Regions from separate parts of the Homo sapiens genome. Here region 2 is linked to region 1. A link is a contact called in ENCODE Hi-C or POLR2A ChIA-PET data. All regions are on one chromosome and are shown on one strand. Each heading gives the region's core, a stretch centred on a gene start or an enhancer-like site at or near the end of the contact. The rest is flanking DNA. Distances are from core to core; before and after follow the strand shown.

Region 1 (6,263 bases), core at 1,235-3,734:
AATTAGCTGGGCATGGTGGCGCGTGCCTGTAATCCCAGCTACTTGGGAAGCTGAAGCGGGAGAATTGCTTGAACCTGGGAGGCGGAGGTTGCAGTGAGTCGAAATCACGCCACTGCATACCAGCGTGGGTGGCAGAGCGAGACTGAGTCTCAAAAAGGAAAAAAAAAAAAAAAAGATACCGCAGCAATTGCAGAGAAAGGCCTTATATGTCTGATGAGAAACTGCAAGCTTTAGAAAGACAGCAGTGCTATCTTCCCAAACAACATGATAGCCAGCATGTCAAAGCCAGATTTCTTTTACCCATCTTTGTATCTCGGCATCTAGCCTGGTTAGTACTTGGCATGCAGTAGGTGCTCAGAAACTACTTGTTGAAAGAATGCATTGTCAGTGAACAGTGGTCACATTCATGATGTGGAAATGTCATGGACATGGGAGACATTATACTCATGTGTTCTCATGTGTTCTTGTTTTATAAGAACATGCTTTTTATACTGTATCATAGAAATTGTATTAAGCAAATTGACTTTGACTTGAAGTCTCAGGCATGTAAGCTTTCTACAAAATGTGAATCCATGCTTCAATTAATCAATCTTTGAGAGATAAGGCTCAACTTTCACAGTTAGAGTGGATGGATTGGGTTTTGGTCCCATGAGGCTGTAGTGTAAGAATACTAACTTGTGCGTGTGACTAGCTAAGTAGGACAAATCCTTTTGCTCAGATTCTCTTTGCCCACATATAGTTCAAGTAAACACAATGAACCCAAAACCAAATTTGCTAAGTCCTTAGAGGAAATGTTACTTAGGTGTTTTTAGAATGTTTAAAATTTTTGAGTTTTTGGGTGGTAGAGATGCCTTTGTTTTCCTGCTTAGGAAAGTTGAATAAAAGGCTGTCATAGCTCCATTCCTGATAGTTGTCAGGGACCAATAACTGAAGTCTGAGTAAAATCTTTGGAGACTTCTTCCAGATGCTAGTAATTGCTTTAACTTGAGTCTGTCTGGCAGTACCTCAAGATCTCTGTTATATCTCATAACTCATACTTCACCATTCATCTTAACATCTCTGTTCTCTAAGCACAGATTGCTTTTTGCTGCCTCTCATCACCTCTGCCTCAAGACAGACCAGAAATCTCTTGCATATCTCACCTCTGCACTGTACGTTTATTTTACAGTCTTCTCCTTTATGATATCCTGGCATGCATATGTTTCGTGCATTATTTCTACTATGGTTGATTGGAATTCATTCTCTTCATTGGCAGTTCTAGTTTCTACCTGACTTCTTCCTTGAGTGACTTCTTATGATTCTAGAATAGTAATTTGATAACACTTGCAAGTTCTGTTACTGCATTTCAGTATTTGTTATGAAATTCAAAATATCTCAAAACATAAAATTGGGGGCAAATGATATCTGCAGAAACTAGTAAAGAAGGTCAAGGCTTTGCTTTTGAAAATATCATTGAAAATGGGTGTTTGTCATGGTGACTTTCACAAACATGGTGGACTTTGTATAAAACAATAGGATGTTAGAATCTACAGGTTATGGGGTCTCAGAGATTATAGACTATTGTCCAGTAGTCTTACAGATAAGAAACTGGAACCACTGAATAAGTTATTCCTACTCTTACGGCTAGCAAGTAGCAGGCAATCATACACAGATTTCCTGAGCCTGAAGTTAGTGCCTATTGCTTCTTACCCTCCCTCCCTTCCTCCCTCCCTCCCTCCCTCCCTCCCTTTCTTCCTTCCTTCCTTGATGGAGTCTCACTCTGTCACCCAGGCTGCAGTGCAATGGCATGATCTTGGCTCACTGCAACCTCTGCCTCCCGTGTTCAAGCAATTCTCCTGCCTCAGCCTCCCGAGTAGCTGGGATTACAGGCATCTGCCATCATGCACGGCTAATTTTTGTATTTTTGTAGAGATGGTGTTTCACCATGTTGGCCAGCCTGGTCTTGACCTCCTGACCTCAGGTGATCCACCCACCTCGGCCTCCCAAAATGCTGGGATTACAGGCATGAGCCACCGTGCCCAGCCTAACATCCTTCTTTTTAGTGTTCTTCCCACTCCTTCTTTTTTAAATTTTCTTCTTTCTTCCCATAAATATTTGAATGTCTTCTGTCAGCTAGGCAGTGTGTTTACTACAAACAGACATGAAACAAGGTCATTGCTCTCAAGTTTTGCCATTAGGCAAAGCTAGATGAGTAAAGTTAGGGAGCTAGATGAGTAAACATACCGCACCTGCAGCCAGGGGATCCCAGGCTACTAGTGCAAAGGGAGTGTAGAAAATCAAGCAGCATGTCGTGGGGCTCCAGAAATTGCAGAATATTGAAAGTGACCAAAGAAAGTGAAAGAAAAGGCTACAAGCCAAGCAGAATAGTATATGGTATTTGCCCTTACAGTGGTTTGAAGAGAAAACGTTTTGGAGATTGTGCTTGTTGCTTTGCTTGTTGGTGACTTGCATTTTTCAGTTCAGCCACTGGGGAGCATAGAAAAACTGGGAAGAGAGGTTCACAGAGGCCCTTGTCTAGGCAGAAGTGGTCAGACCAGGGTTGATGTCTCTTCCAGAGGCATCTGAGGCTGTGTGTGTGTGTGTGTGTGTGTGTGTGTGTGTGCATGTGCACTTTGGGAAAAGGTTTTGACTGTGAGGAAGGGTGCTCAGGAACAGGTAGATGAATTTTGACTGCAGACTTAATACTATACTTAATTATTGGACTATCACTACTGATAGGTTAGACTATTGCATATTAATCTGTATATTTATAGTATGTAGTTTCATTAGAGGGAGCTCTCCAAACTGGAGAACAGAAATATTTTCAAACCTTAGGTCATTGTGTACTTAGTCTAAGTACATTTTCAAAGTGAAAACTGGAAGTGATGTAGGACTAGAGTTCCTTGTGGGATTGGACCAGCATTCCTCAAGACAAATGGTAATTTGCTAGGCACATCCTTTGGTTTTCTCCCCCCCACCCCCACCCATCCCTATATGTGTGTGTGTGTGTGTGTGTGTGTGTGTGTGTGTGTGTGTATAGGTATTTTTTTTTTTTAAGAGGAGTCTCGTTCTGTCGGCTGGAGCGCAGTGGTGTGATCTCAGCTCACTGCAACCTCCACCTCCCAGGTTCAAGTGATTCTTGTTCCTCAGCCTCCTGAGTAGCTGGGACTACAGGTGCGTGCCACCATGCCTGGCTAATTTTTGTACGTTTAGTAGAGACGTGGTTTCACCATGTTGGCCAGGCTGGTTTCGAACTCCTGACCTCAGGTGATCCTTCTGCCTCAGCATCCCAAAGGACTGGCATTACAGGCGTGAGCCACCATGCCTGGCCCATCCCTATATTTTTAAATTAATTAATCATAGTGAAAAGCTAGGACATGTTGGACTTGATCCAGGCATAAAGAAGCAGCGCTTTGACTTATTAGGTAAGTGATCAGGAAGAGAAGGCATGAATTAATGCTTATGTGGACCTGCCTGAAATATGTAAGGAGAAAACTAGAACACATGGTCATGTATGGCAAATCCCTGAGGTAAACAAGGAGAAAATGCTTTCTATAAAGGTAATGTTCTCGGCTGGGTGCTGTGGCTCACGCCTGTAATCCCAGCACTTTGGGAGGCCGAGATGGGCAGATCACCTGAGGTCAGGAGTTCGAGACCAGCCTGGCCAACATGTCGAAACCCCATCTCTAGTAAAAATACAAAATTAGCTGGGTGTGGTGGCACATGGCTTTAATCCCAGCTACTCGGGAAGCTGAGGTAGGAGAATCGCTTGAACCGGGGAGGCACATGTTGCAGTGAGCTGAGATCACGCCGTTGCACTCCAGCCTGGGCAACAAGAGTGAAACTCTGTCTCAAAAAAAAAAAAAAAAAAAAAAAGGTGGTGTTCTCGTAAATTTGTTTTACCTATGGTATAGTACAAAGTGATTGTTAAAATAAGTTCTTATTGAATGAGAGCAATAAACTAATCAAGCAAAAATATCTCACATTTCAAAATCCAAAAATATGTGTAGAGGTAAAGAGATGAAGGGAAAGTAGTTGCGCAGGTATTTTACATTGTTCTGTTAAGCAAACAGTTATTGGGTGACTCTTAAGTGAAACTGTGATAGTGAAAGAAGGGGACTACAAAAGAGTTATGATAGCATTCTTGTCTTTAAAGAAGTATATAGTTAAGAAAGGGAGGCAGAAGTGCACAGATAATATCAAGGGATGCAGTACGAATTGTGAGTGCGGGCAGCCATTCCCAATTTCCAGATAGCAACACTGGGGCTGGACTCTGGAGGAGCTGCTTTTGAAGCCCACTTCTGCTTTGTAAATTTTTGTTGGGCCTGGGCGAAGGCAAGTAGGCCATTCTGAGATGATTTCTAAAGCCCCTTCTCACTTTCAAGTTATGTGAAACTGTTTTAAAATTTCTAGAGTCTTGTCGGGCACGCCAGCACTTTGGGAGGCCAAGGCGGGTGGATCACCTGAGGTCCGGAGTTCGAGACCAGCCTGACCAACATGGAGAAACCCTGTTTCTACTAAAAATACAAAAAATTAGCCGGGCGTGGTGGCGCATACCTGTAATCCCAGCTACTCAGGAGGCTGAAACAGGAGAATTGCTTGAGCCCGGGAGGTGGAGGTTGCATTAAGTTGAGATTTCACCATTGCACTCCAGTCTAGACAACAAGAGCAAAACTCTGTCTCAAAAAAAAAACATTTCTGGAGTCTTGTTTAAAGTTGACATCTGTGCCATGATGAGGCAGAAGATTGGTTAACTAATAGAAATTGCTTTTGGGGTTTTGGATACTCAGCTATAAGGTGCACTAAATAACCACTAATGTGTAGTGAAAGCAAAAGCTGTATTCAGATTCATAAATCAAGTTTCTATATATAATTATTTGGTAAAAAGTGATTGTGATGTAAGTTCTTCTTTTTTGACTTGAAGTATCAAGTGAGTAGAACCGAATAATCTTTATCTTAGTTGTCAGAAGGAAATTTGAGCACAGTTGTGAGAAGTCAAGCTTATTTTTTTTTTTTAATAGGTTCCTAACCTGGGGTTAAGATGCTAGGACCCAACCCTAGGCCTGTTCACTCTTTGAGGATGAAACCCGGGCATCTGTAAAAAGTTGTACAAATGATTTTAATGTTGAGAAGGGCTGAGAACCACTCTACTATGCTGTTTAACTTGTGTAGTTGGAATTTGAAAACATTTGTGGTGTTTAGTAAAATTATAGCTTGGTTAAATTCCTATTATCAATGATAAAAACCACAATTACTTTTGCACCAACATAACATGGTGTGCATTTATCTGACCAGTAGCAGCTTTCAGTACTGGACTGCTTGGGTTTGATCCTGGCTCAGTCACTTGTTAGCTGGGTTAGTTATTTCTAGCCGTATAACAATTTGCCCCCCACTTGGCAGCTAAATCAGTAAGCGTTTAATAACTCTGTGGGCCACGAATTTGGGAGTGGCTTAAGTGAGAGTAAGGTTAAAGTTCAGATGTTGCCCAGGGCTGCTGTCCTCTGAAGGCTTGACTGGGGCTGGAAGATCTGCTTCCAAGATGGCTCACTCACTGGCAGAGGGCAGGAGGGCCTCCCTTGCCACGTGGGCCTCTCCACAGTGCTGTTTAAGTGTCTTCAAGACATGGCAACTGGCTTCCCCCAGGGTAAGTGATGTAGAAATCAAGAAAGAAACCACATTGCTTTTTATGACCTAGTCTCAGAACTCTAACACAGTTACTTTAGTTATATTCCATTAATTAGTGTCCCTACATGCACAGTGATTGGAATTAGCTCTTGAAGGGAGAAGTTTCCATGTATGGACATGTTTTAAAACCACCACATGAGTTGTCTGTGCAGTTTCACTACACTTTTTTTTGTTTAATCTCAGTCTCATCCATAAAAGGGAGATTTAATTATACTATCCACTTTATGTTGTTATTGAAGGATCTGATGACTTTAATACATGAAAAGTACTCAAAACAATTCCTGGCATATAATAAGTGCTCAGCAAATGCTACCTTTTATTACTTAAAGATATGTTTAGTAGTATTCAAGGTAGTAATTCCTATATTGACAGAATAAGGGAAAATCAAGGATGCATTTTCAGCCACCTTATGGGCAAGAGCTGGGGGCAAATATAATACTTGCTTGTATTTATAATTACCCTGGCACCAAATGCCTTTATCTATGGCCTGATCAGCTTGCTTTTTACTTAACCAAATTCTGGCCAAAAGATCTGAGCTCATAAATATCTGAAAGCTGATACACATTAGAGTTTAAAAAGGAAGAAGATTAAGCATCATT
Region 2 (6,263 bases), core at 1,129-3,628, 140 kb before region 1:
GGCTTCCAAGTGTCCATCACCTAATGGTTGAAGAGTAACTCTTATTGGCCGGGCATGGTGGCTCACGCCTGTAATCCCAGGACTTTGGGAGGCCGAGGTGGGCAGATCATGAGGTCAGGAGATCAAGACCATACTGGCCAATGTGGTGAAACCCCATCTCTACTAAAAATACAAAAATTAGCTGGGCATGGTGGCACATGCTTGTAATCCCAGCTACTCAGGAGGCTGAGGCAGGAGAATCACTTGAACCCGGGAGGCGGCGGTTGCAGTGAGCCGATATTGCGCCACTGCACTCCAGCCTAGCGACAGAGCTAGACTCGGTCTCAAAAGAAAAAGAGTAACTCTTATTAACACCTGGAAGAACTTATAGCACCACCTACTGTTTCAAGCTAAAATTTCCTCTGTTAAAAGACATGGCTTTTTTTTAATATTACTTAGGAGAAGAAAGTGTCATAAATCAAGGAGCTGTAATTCCTTACAGTTATTTAGGGAAATAAAGGTGAACGGTCATCGTTGTTTATAGTGTTTGTAATCATAGCTGTGAGCTGCTGATGTGTAAATTGCTGCTGCCAGATCCAGGAAGTGAAGCAGTAATAATAATGATAATAATGTATTAAGTATTTTTTCTATGCTGTGTACTGTTCTGAGTACGTAATGTGGATTATCTCATTTAAACACCCCATTACTCTACAAGAGAGACGTATTGTTATATGCATTTGACAAATTAAAGAAGAAGCAAGGCACAGAGAAGTAATTTAGCCAAGACCACACACCTAGTAAGTAATAGAGCTGGTATTATATTTGAACCCAGGTAGTTTGACTCACTGGAGAGTAACAAAGAACTCTCTCCTAATGATCGGTACCTCACATGTGTCTGTCTTCAAGGCACACCAGCAATGTGACTCATTTTCCTATTTCCACCTGATTTCTTTTTTAGATAGTATGAATAATACACTATTGTGTTCAAGACTATATTTTATTCACACAAGTAATATCCATAGTAATTATAGTGAATGTTTCTGTACTACTACGTGCTAGGTACTCTTTGAAGTACTTTACCTCCATTACTTTATTCTTTTCAGCAACCCTATGAATTACTATTTTAATCCTTATTTTATAGGTGAGGAAATAATTAAGTAACTATTCAAGATCATACAACTAGGAAGTGACAAAGGCAGTATTAGAACCCAGATAGTGGCTGCAGAGTCTGTGTAGTATACCACAGTGCTTATAAATAGTTATTTTAAAATAGTACAAGTAAATTTGGGTATAAAAGAAATAACTGAGGCAGTGCTCAGATCTGGAGAAAAAATGTTAAGGTGGAATGAAGATGCCTGAAGTTTAGGAAAGACTGATTTAAGTGGTTTAGAATTTTTGGCCGCATGCGATGGCTTACACCTGTAATCCCAGCACTTTGGGAAGCTGAGCTGGGCAGATCATGAGGTCAGGAGTTTGAGACCAGCCTGGCCAACATGGTGAAACCCCATCTGTACTAAAAATACAAAAATTAGCCGGGCATGGTGGTGCACACCTGTAATCCCAGCTACTCAGGAGGCTGAGGCAGGAGAATCGCTTGAACCCAGCAGGCAGAGGTTGCAGTGAGCTGAGATCACACCACTGCACTCCAGCCTGGGTGACAGAGCAAGATTCTGTCTCAAAAAAATTTTTTTATATCATAAATAATTCTGCATTGAATATCTTACTGGGCACTCTTGGTAGAATTTCTCTAGGGTAGATACAGGGATGTGAATTCACTGAGTTATTGTTTTGCAGAATGGCTGTGACAGCATGTTTTAATCTCTGTCATTTGGTTACTTTAGCGAAGTTTTATGCAGTTTTTCTCCCTAAGTGTTTCTAGAATTTGTAGTCCACTGAGGACTATTGGTAATAATACCAGTTAAGCAAAATCTGGTTGCTTATTACTCATAAGAGAATCTACATTCTTACCAAAGAAATGTACTGAACTTACTCCACTATTACAGAAGCTACTATATCATCAAATATTTTGTTCATTCTACCAGAACACCAAATTTCTGAATTAGAATGCAGGGCTATGGGAGATAATGCCATCTAGTGGTCAAACTAAACTCTGGTTCCTAGAGATTCTTAGTCTTCAAAGTGTAGAAAAATTATCAGAGAAGCTTGTTAAAAAATGAGATTGAGAAGGAAAGACAGAGAGAGAGAGAGAGAGAATGAATGTGTGTGTGTAGAGGGTGGAGGGGGCGGGTGGGTGGATGGGGAATGTCCAGGAAGCTGCATAAAAAGCAGCCTGTATGGTTGTTGGTTTTGATGTGTGTGGTCTAAACTGCCCTAGAATTTGGTTCAGCATTTGGCCCAGTTCCCTCTTCTCCTTAATCCTCTTCTCCAGCAGCTGCTGTAGTACCTCCTGAGTTACGTGGGAGTGGTGGGGATGTTCTGGGACTATTTTCGGTTGAAGAGGACCAGCTGAGCTTGCACGCAGGGGCGGGATGGGAACAAGACTAAAGTATTTGCGGATGGATTAGGAGAGCCCAAACAATGACCTCGGTTTTGCCAAATCCATTTGCATTTTCTCCTTACCGATTTCTGTTGACCTCATTGCTACTTTTGACTCTGGGGTTAACCCCCTCCTTTTTTAAAAATTATCTCTTTCTTCATATCCTTCAGCCTGGTGTACAGGCTCTCCATAATTGGACAGTAGCCCATCTTCCGGCTCCCTCAGTGAGAATCCCACTGTACACATTTATCTTTCAGAATCCCACAGAATCATTATTATGCCTTTTCTCATACTGTTCATCTCTCTGAAATTCTTACTCCTCATTTTTTATGCATTTACTGCAGACTTTAAGCCTTTTATACATCTTCAAAAATTCAGAAGACACACAAACTGAAAGAAGCCCTTCTTGGATCATTTAGTGTTTATCTCTCACTAGTTTCCCACCATATTTAGCTTGTACCCTCATACCAGCACATTATCAAATAACGTTTCTTATTGTTGTAAATACTCCACCCATCTGTCTATCATCTATGTATTATTCATTCATTTCTTATGTTGTTTCCTTTGTCTTCAATATAAATTCAATTCATTCTTCAAATGCCACCCACTCAACTAAGCCAAATGTAACTATACTCAGCTTCATTCATTGATTTCCTTCTCTGAGATCTGCTAGCGCTGAGAGTCTACTACTTTAACCACTTTAACCCTTCATTACACATTCCCATGTGTTTATGAACTCTATGTTAGATTTCTCCTTCTGCTCTCCAGTAAATTGTAAGCCATGAGGACCAAGACTATTTTATGTAATTATTGATATTTTCCAAAATTGCATGTTCTCAGTTGCATAATATGACTTAGCTGACATGTTTCCGTTGTCTGAGTTGTCCTTATACTCATCTTGCTCTAAAGAAGAGGAAAATGACAATTTTATTAAGCACTTCCTATGTGTCAGATACCATGCTTAGAATTTTACATGTATATATATATACACACACAGAAACACACACACACAGATACACACACACACATATATATATTTTTTATCTTATTTTATTTTATTTTTTAGATGGAGTCTCACTCTGTCACCTGGGCTGGAGTGCAGTGGCATGATCTTGGCTCACTGCAACCTCTGCCTCCCAGGTTCAAGCAGTTCTCCTGCCTCAGCCTCCCAAGTAGCTGGGATTACTGGCGTCCACCAGCATGACCAGCTAATTTTTGATTTTTAGTAGAGACAGGGTTTCGCCATGTTGGCCAGGCTGGTCTCCAACTCCTGACCTCAGGTGATCCACCCGCCTTGGCCTCCCAAAGTGCTGGGATTACAGGCGTGAGCCATTGTGCCCAGCTGGAATTTTACTTATATTTATGTTATTTAAAACTTAAAAGCCCTGTGAGTGGAATGTTATACATTTTGTAGGTTAGAACAGTTGGACTCAGAAATATTTAATACATTGTGTAGCTGTAATTAAGAAGTCAGCATTTGGACCCGGGCCCATCTGACGCCCAAACCCATACCCTTTGTGCCACCTCGTTGCTTCCATTTGAGTTTGGAACCCTCACTTTGTGGTGTTTTGCAGTGATGATTGGCATTCCTGCTCTTTCCTTCCTCAGAAAGAGTCTCTCTCAGGAATGTAAAGTGGCACTTTACCCTGGAATGATATCCTGTCCCGCTCCCTACACTCTACTTCAGGCCAAAATGGAAACGCCCTTCTTCACAGTCTCCCTGATGCTTCAGTCAAGCAGTGTGCCCACCTGCTTTTTTTCCCTCCTTTTTTTTTTTTTTTTGGACTGGCTTTACTCAATTAAGAACACTTCTTAATGTAGAATAACTCTGGGCCCTGAAATACTGGGGTGCTTTAAAGAACACTTGTGGGGAAAACTTAACTTGCACGTTAAGCCTCCTCCATGCTCACTTTGGGAGTGCACGTGATCTCACTGAATATAGTGACTTTTGGAGCTCTTTGTATAACTAGCCATGGAGAACTTCCAGACTAACTCAATACAAATCTGGATTTGCTTGGTTGTGTTTTCTGCCACAGGGATTCAGAGCAAGCCCTCGGCATCTTAGAAGACGAGTTGCAGCGGCCGCAGCTGCCCGTCTGGAAGAAGTGAAGCCCGTGGTGGAAGTTCACCATCAGAGTGAGCAAGAAACTTCAGTGAGGAAACGAAGAATCAAGAAGAGCAGCCGAGTCCAGCCAGAATTTTATCACTCTGTTCAAGGTGCTTCAATCAGGAGGCCTGTAAGTAGAGAACTGTCTTTTATAAAAATATTAAATTCACTGTCAAATCATGTGGTTGTTCTTTTAGTTTAAAAACATTATCAGATTAACTTTGAATAATTAGGTTGTTGTTATTCCCAACAAGTGGCAGCGTACTCATATGAGTTTCAGCAAGGAATAGGGTTTCATAGAATGTTCTAGGATGGATAGATAGTTGACAAAAAAGCAAGAGTTAGTCACTGTCAGGCAGCTGATATGAAAGCTGGTGAACTCCCAGCCCTGCTGAAGCTGGAGTTCTAGAATGAGGATGGGGACATAGAGTCAACAAATCTAGGTGTGGTAATGAGAGAACTGATGAAGAGGATGACAACAAAACCAGTGTCAGGATAGGAGAAGCAGTGAAGGAAGGTGGGGCTGGAGTCTTGGGCAGTAGCAGTGGCTGAACTCCTCCTGGAGGCTCTTGAGCCAGTGAGGCCTGTGCGTCCCTCCACACCCAGCCTAGGGTAACTCTAAGTGTCCTGGCCTTCTCAGGTGTGGCCTTTATATTGTTATAAGGCAGCACCATTGTCTTTTTCTAACCTGGTGCCCTGTTGGCCACAATGCCACCTTTCTTCAGAAACTCAGGGCTCAACTAGGAGCTGGTCTTCATCCCCTTCTCACATCCTGAGCACGTTGTTCTGTGTGCTCTGATTTTTCTTTCCTTGGTTCTGGCTCATGGGCTTTTTACCAAGGCTGGGGCTTAGAAAATGCCATTTTAAAACTTGTAAAGTAATTTTATGACTGCAATAATTTTATTTGCTTTGGCATTAGAAAAAAGTGTCTGTATGGCTCATCTCTATGCTGTGGGGAGCCTGTTGTTGTTTCTTGTGCCAACATAGGGGAGCCATCAAGATTTGGCTTGAAAATGTCTTTGTAAATTATTGAAACAGAACTGCCCTTCTGTGGGGGTAACTGTGTGGCAGGCACATGTGGAGACTGTGCGAAGGCCAAGAGAATGTCTGACTCAGTAACCAGGCCAACAACAATGGAAAGAAGTTAAATTCCTTTACAGAAAAGGATCTGTTTATCATAACCAATTGAAAAAAAAGTACATATTTAGAAATGAGGGTTTATTTTTCATGATTCAATAAAACAAAGGCTAAGTAGAATTTGGTATCTATGCAGAGAAATATGAAATGGTAGGAAAATTTACTCATTCAACAAACATGCATTTTATGTAGAAAATAAGGGACATACAGATATGTGTTAACTAACAGTTACTGAGGGCTAAATGTGTAACAGGCATTATTTTATGTCACTTATTTAACAATTCTATGAGGTAGATGTTATGATTCCCATTTTATGGATAATGAAACTGAGCCCCAGAGAGGATACATAACTTGCCTCAGGTTATCTAGTTGTTTGGGGTAGAGTTTAGGATTTGGATCTAGGTGGCCTGCCTCCAGAACCCAAGCATGTACCTCTACCATCTGTTACTTTCCTGTAGTACCTGGTCACTAGGAAATCACAGTCGAGTCAATCAACAGACATGAAAACAAGCAATTATAATGCATGTTCTGTGCTTTGAAAGT

What was found. Hi-C counts contacts between places; a loop is a spot of excess contacts on that map. ChIA-PET counts read pairs that join two places held with the same protein, here RNA polymerase II (POLR2A). Pooled maps may share reads with other maps.
Region 2: a pooled map shows a loop between it and region 1 (2.5-fold over the local background). The contact joins two enhancer-like sites. A Hi-C loop is called at or near these places in 10 of 37 single-sample maps with no recorded cell type and 5 of 50 pooled maps. POLR2A ChIA-PET finds 5 or more read pairs at or near these places in 1 of 52 experiments (AG04450).

The regions. Positions count from the first base shown.
Region 1 is chr6:56,760,437-56,766,699 of GRCh38, reverse strand. All of the region lies in intron 4 of DST (dystonin), which reads left to right. Among named protein-coding and RNA genes, the nearest start is that of DST-AS1, 80 kb to the left of the region's middle. Within about 2 kb of position 2,484, at least 3 of the 41 ENCODE cell types and tissues checked have a DNase peak (open chromatin) inside an H3K27ac peak, as active enhancers do.
Region 2 is chr6:56,898,871-56,905,133 of GRCh38, reverse strand. It overlaps DST (dystonin), which reads left to right. Exons shown (of 104, transcript NM_001374736.1): 3 at 4,513-4,713. Among named protein-coding and RNA genes, the nearest start is that of DST, 53 kb to the left of the region's middle. Within about 2 kb of position 2,378, at least 3 of the 41 ENCODE cell types and tissues checked have a DNase peak (open chromatin) inside an H3K27ac peak, as active enhancers do.